Regions from separate parts of the Homo sapiens genome. Here region 1 is linked to region 2. Evidence: chromatin loops called from intact Hi-C (ENCODE). Cell type or tissue: CD4-positive, alpha-beta T cell. All regions are shown on one strand. Each heading gives the region's core, and the rest is flanking DNA. Links, peaks and the distances in the headings are about the cores only. Region 1 overlaps UBE2B (ubiquitin conjugating enzyme E2 B). Region 2 overlaps CDKL3 (cyclin dependent kinase like 3).

Region 1 (2,809 bases), core at 62-2,561, 78 kb after region 2:
CCTACCTTTTTTTTTTGGAGACAGAGTCTTGCTCTTGTCACCCAGACTAGAGTGCAATGGCGCGATCTCTGCTCACAGCAACCTCCGCCTCCCAGGTTCAAGCAATTCTCTTGCCTCACCCTCCTGAGTAGCTGAGATTACAGGCACCCCCATACCCAGCTCATTTTTGTACTTTTAGTAGAGGTGGAGTTTGACCACGTTGGCCAGGCTAGTCTCAACTCCTGACCTCAGGTGATCCGCCCACCTTAGCCTCCCAAAGTGCTGGAATTACAGGCGTGAGCCACCCCACCTGGCTACAGTTATTTTTAATGAAGATTTTCTGAGTTAAAGTTTTTTTGTGTGTGTGAGACGGAGTCTTGCTTTGTCACCCATGCCAGAGCATAGCGGCATGATCTGGGCTCACTGCAACCTCCACCTCCTGGGAGGGTCCTTTGCCATGTGGTAGTCAGACCCTCTCAAAATCCTTTAACCAACTCCCATTCTAAGCTATAATAAACTATTTGTAGTTCTTCAAATATGCATTTTAAATCTTGGTAGCTAGGGCCTAGTTGCCTTCCAAAAATATGACAGTTAACACTCCCACCAATAGCAACATGAATGTGCTTGTTCCCCAACCGCTTGCCAATGCTGCGTGTTACCATTCTAACATAAATAGAGTATATTTAGGATGTTTTGTATGCCGAACCAACGTTGACATACTAACTTTTATGTGGTTGTACAAAAACCAGTATGCAGTTGAGAACTGATGAAGAGATTAAAAAGTCGTGCTTGTCTTTACTATAATTATTTTGTTTTCTCTCTAGGTACTTTTAAACTAGTAATAGAATTTTCTGAAGAATATCCAAATAAACCACCAACTGTTAGGTTTTTATCCAAAATGTTTCATCCAAATGGTAAGTAGCATTTTATAGATTTTGCAGATGATAGTGGGGAAAAGAGTTGTTTCCCTCCTTTTAGCTCTTTCACCTTACTTTTTACTGTTAGGGCTCACTTGTAGGTGTTGCTTCCATGTCCATGTGAGCCACGTATTTTGTTGTGGATTTTTTTTTTTTTTTTTTTTTTTTTTTTTGAGACGGAGTCTCGCTCTGTCGCCCAGGCTGGAGTGCAGTGGCGCGATCTCGGCTCACTGCAAGCTCCGCCTCCCGGGTTCACGCCATTCTCCTGCCTCAGCCTTGTGAGTAGCTGGGACTACAGGCGTCCACCACCACGCCTGGCTAATTTTTTATATTTTTAGTAGAGACGGGGTTTCACCATGTTAGCCAGGATGGTCTCGATCTCCTGACCTTGTGATCTGCCCACCTTGGCCTCCCAAAGTGCTGGGTTTGTTGTGGATTTTTGGTTTGTTTCTTATTTCTTCAGAGACAAAGTTATACTCTGTCACCCCTGCTGGAGTGCAGTGGTACAGTCACAGTTCACTGTTACCTCAAACTCCTGGGTTCAAGTAATCCTCCTGCCTCAGACTCCTAACTAGCTGGGACGACAGGTGTGGACCACCATGCCCAGCTAATTTTTTTGTTTGTTTTCTTTTTCTTTTTTGTAGACACAAAGTCTCTGTGTGTTGCCCAGGCTGGTCCTTGAACTCCTAGCCTCAAGCAGTCCTCCCACTTTGACCTCCCAAAGCACTGTGATTACAGGAATGGGCCATTTTTTCCAGCCTTTAGCTATGTTTCTGTAGCTAGACTCTTACAAAGCTTCCAAATTTGAGGTCAAGTTGTTTTAATAACTCCTGAATTAAAAGTAATACATGGTCGGGCATGGTGGCTCATACCTATAAACTCAGCACTTTGGGAGGCCAAGGTGGGCGGATCACCTGAGGTCAGGAGTTTGAGACCAGCCCGGCCAACATGGTGAAACCCCATCACTACTAAAAATACAAAAATTAGTCAGGCATGATGGTGGGCACCTGTAATCTCAGCTACTCAGGAGGCTGAGACAGGAGAATCACTTGAACCTGGGAGACGGAGGTTGCAGTGAGCTGAGCTCACAACACTGCACTTCAGCCTGGGTGACAAACCAAGACTCTGTCTCCAAAAAAACAAAGGTAATATGTAAGCCAGGCACAGTGGTGCACACCTGTAGTCCCAGCTACTCCAGAGGCTAAGGCAGGAGGGTGGCTTGAGGCCAGCCTAGGTAACATAGTAAGATCCTGTCTCTACTAAAAGAAATAGATAAAAGTATTATCTATTTATTTGTGGAATTGTGAAAAATAAGAAAAATCTGTTGGCTAAAATTAAGCTTTTCAAAAATACAATTTTGGCCAGGCGTGGTGGTTCATACCTATAATCCCAGCACCTTGGGAGGCCAAGGTGGGAAGGTTGCTTGAGACCAGGAGTCAGAGACCAGCCTGGGCAACATAGCGAGGTCCCATCCCTATAAAAAACAAAAAAAATATCAAGGCATGGTGGCGCACACCTGTAGTCTCAGCTACTTATGGAGGCTGAGGTGAGAGGATCACTTGAGCCCAGGAGGTCAAGGCTGCAGTGAGCCATGACTGTGCCACTGCACTCTAGCCTGGGCAACAGAGCAAGATTCTATCTCAAAAGTACAATTTTGCATATACAAAGTTGGAGTCAATGACCACACACAGTGGTTCATGCCTATTAATTCCAGCACTTTGGAAGGCTGAGGAGGGTGGATTGCTTGAGCCCAGGAGTTCAAGACCAGCTTAGGCAACATGGTGAAACCCTGTCTCTACAAAAAATACAAAAATTAGCTGGGCACAGTGGTGCGTACCTGTATTCCCAGCTACTAGGGAGGCCGAGGTGGGAGAATTGCTGGAGCCTGGGAGGTTGAGGCTGTAGCAAGCCAT
Region 2 (2,809 bases), core at 168-2,667:
ATCAAGTAGCCTTGTTAAAATGCCTTCTTACAGAGTTTCAGATTTTTTAAAATATTTTTAATTTCTTCAAATTTTCTTAATAAGTATTTACTAATTTTATCATGAGTAAAACTGTAATAAATTTTATTTTTTAAAAAAACAGAAGTTGGGCCAGATGCGGCGGCTCACACCTATAATCCCAGCACTTTGGGAGGCCCAGGCGGGTGGATCACGAGGTCAGGAGATCGAGACCATCCTGGCTAACACAGTGAAACCCCGTCTCTACTAAAAATATTTTTTAAAAAAAATAGCTGGGTGTGGTGGCGTGTGCCTGTAGTCCCAGCTACTTGGGAGGCTGAGGCAGGAGAATTGCTTGAACCCGGGAGGCAGAGGTTGCAGTGAGCCGAGATCGCGCCACTGCACTCCAGCCTGGGCAACAGAGAGACACTCCGTCTCAAAAACAAACAAACAAACAAACAAACAAACACAAAAACAGAAGTTGATAAATCACATACAGAGATGACCTCACAAGTGTAGAATAGGAGGCCATCGATATGATTTAATTCAGTGGGTGCTCAGCACAATCTCTCTCTCTTAAAAGACTGTCTTTATAGAGCATTCATTTGGATATTACAGGCTTCAAGATTTTCAAATAAAATTTGAGAATCTCTCTGGTGGGTAGGGACTGGGAATATTTCAACAAGATTACCTGATAGTTAGCTGAGAGCAAATATTTGTGAAAATAGGACAGCAGGCAGACAGCAGAGATAAGGGAATAAACTGGAGAGAAAACGAAGGAAGGAAGAGGCTTAAAGGCAAAGACACACATGCTTGTGGCCATATAACCATATATTTATACCATTATTCATTTTCACTAGTCTGACTTACCTGCCTGATATCTGACACTACACACAATACAGATAATATTTTCCCTGGGTGCCATGCATTCTAATCATTCAACATTACCCACCAAAAAATAACTTTTAGAAACTTTTATTAATGGGTTATTCTAGGAAAATATAGATCTGTTTCTTTAGTTCAAAGATTATAAAATTTTGAATTTTTATATAGCTTTCCAATAGTAATAACTAAATTTATACACTGAGTCAAGTCCTCTAAACAACATGCCTTAGTAAAAGCTATATACAAAAAGAGTTACCTCTTGTTTTTCTTGATTTTGATCCACGTTAAGTAAAGTTGGTATCTTAGATGACTCTGTTTTCTTTGACTCCCTCTTCAGCATTTTTATCTGTTTAACTTTTGCAAAAATATACAAAACAATGAAAATTTGTTATTCCTACTTTGAAATTTTACTTTCCTTTCCAAGAATTTCAAATAGAAATCCACTAAGTCAGTTTCTCAGTTTATTACAAAGGAACAAAATAAATTATGAGTTGTAATGGTAAAATATGGTAAATTATTTGTTTTATAACTTTACAAATAGTCTACTAAGTATTAAAATAAGACATTTATTTTATTTTATTTTATTTTATTATTCTCAGTGTAACTGTTAAGTGGATCAGATAATTCCTCTTGAACTGTACAAGGATGATATTCTTGCTATTATATTAATTTTTCACAAGGTGTCACTGTTCTTCAAAGAAACATAACATTTATTCAAGACAAAAGTGCGTTTCATTCTGATATAAATCTTAAGTTCATAAATTTTTTTTTTTTTTGAGATGGAGTCTCACTCTGTCACCCAGGCTGGAGTGCAGTGGCGCGATCTCGGCTCACTGCAACCTCCGCCTCCCGGTTTCAAGTGATTTTCCTGCCTCAGCCTCCCAAGTAGCCGGGATTACAGGCATGAGCCACCATGCCTGGCTAATAGAGATGGGGTTTTGCCATATTGGCCAGGGTGGTCTCAAATTCCTGACCTCAGGTGATCCGCCCACCTTGGCTTCCCAAAGTGCTGGGATTACAGGTGTGAGCCACTGTGCCCAGCCTATAAATCTTATATATTTAATCCTTGGATGCTCAAAATACATATAAAATTTCTGCTACTATATGGGTAAATGATCATGAAGAAACATAGAAAGGCAATTTACCCCAGGTCATATACTAAACAAATTTCTCAAATACTATTCTAACATTTCAACAACATTGAGCTAATAAAAAATTTATCCTTTGCAGCCAGCTGCAATGGCTCACGCCTGTAATCCCAGCACTTTGGGAGGTTGAGACAGGTGGATCACCTGAGGTCAGGAGTTCGAAATCAGCCTGTCCAAAATGGTGGAACCCCCCCCCCGTCTCTACTAAAAATACAAAAATTAGCCAGGCGTGTTGGTGGGCACCTGTAGTCCCAGCTACTCAGGAGGCTAGGCACGAGAATCACTTGAACCTGGGAGGTGGTGGTTGCACTGAGCTGAGATTGCAACACTGCACTCCAGCCTGGGCAGCAGAGTGAGACTCTGTCTTAAATAAATAAATAAATAAATAAATTTTAATAATTTACCTTTTAAAGCTGTCTTAACCTCTCTTTATTTTTCTTTTTAATTAAAAAAAAATTTTTTTTTTTTAGAGACAGGGTCTCATTATGTCATCCTGGAGTGCAGTACAGTGGCGTGATCATGGCTCACTGCAGTCTCAACTTCCTGGGTCAAGCAATCCTCCTACCTCAGCCTCTGGAGTAGCTGGGACTACAGGCACACACCACCACACCAAGCTATTTTATTTTTTGTAGAGACAGGGTTTTGCTATGTTGCCCAGGCTTGTCTCAAACTCCTGGGCCCAAGCAATCCTCCTGCATTGGCCTCCCAAAATGCTGGGATTACACGCCTAAGCCTCTTTAAAATTATCTCCTTAAAATCATACCCCTTATTTGACAATG

What was found. A loop is a pair of places that touch in the nucleus more often than their neighbours do. Peaks named below come from ENCODE experiments on the same cell type or tissue, not always from the same donor. Only the 100,000 strongest peaks of a DNase experiment are listed, where the experiment ranks them.
Region 1: a loop joins it to region 2, with 15 times the contacts of the local background. A loop is called at or near these places in 19 of 110 quality-filtered maps.

Annotation. Positions count from the first base shown.
Region 1 is chr5:134,379,916-134,382,724 of GRCh38, forward strand. It overlaps UBE2B (ubiquitin conjugating enzyme E2 B), which reads left to right. Exons shown (of 6, transcript NM_003337.4): 4 at 804-893. Among named protein-coding and RNA genes, the nearest start is that of UBE2B, 9.8 kb to the left of the region's middle. In CD4-positive, alpha-beta T cell, for the core only: no CTCF peak of the experiment used is centred there; a DNase peak (open chromatin) is centred at 1,406.
Region 2 is chr5:134,301,452-134,304,260 of GRCh38, forward strand. CDKL3 (cyclin dependent kinase like 3) reads right to left here. Exons shown (of 13, transcript NM_001113575.2): 12 at 1,139-1,236. Among named protein-coding and RNA genes, the nearest start is that of CDKL3, 64 kb to the right of the region's middle. In CD4-positive, alpha-beta T cell, for the core only: a CTCF peak has its summit at 1,569 (motif pointing right); a DNase peak (open chromatin) is centred at 1,590.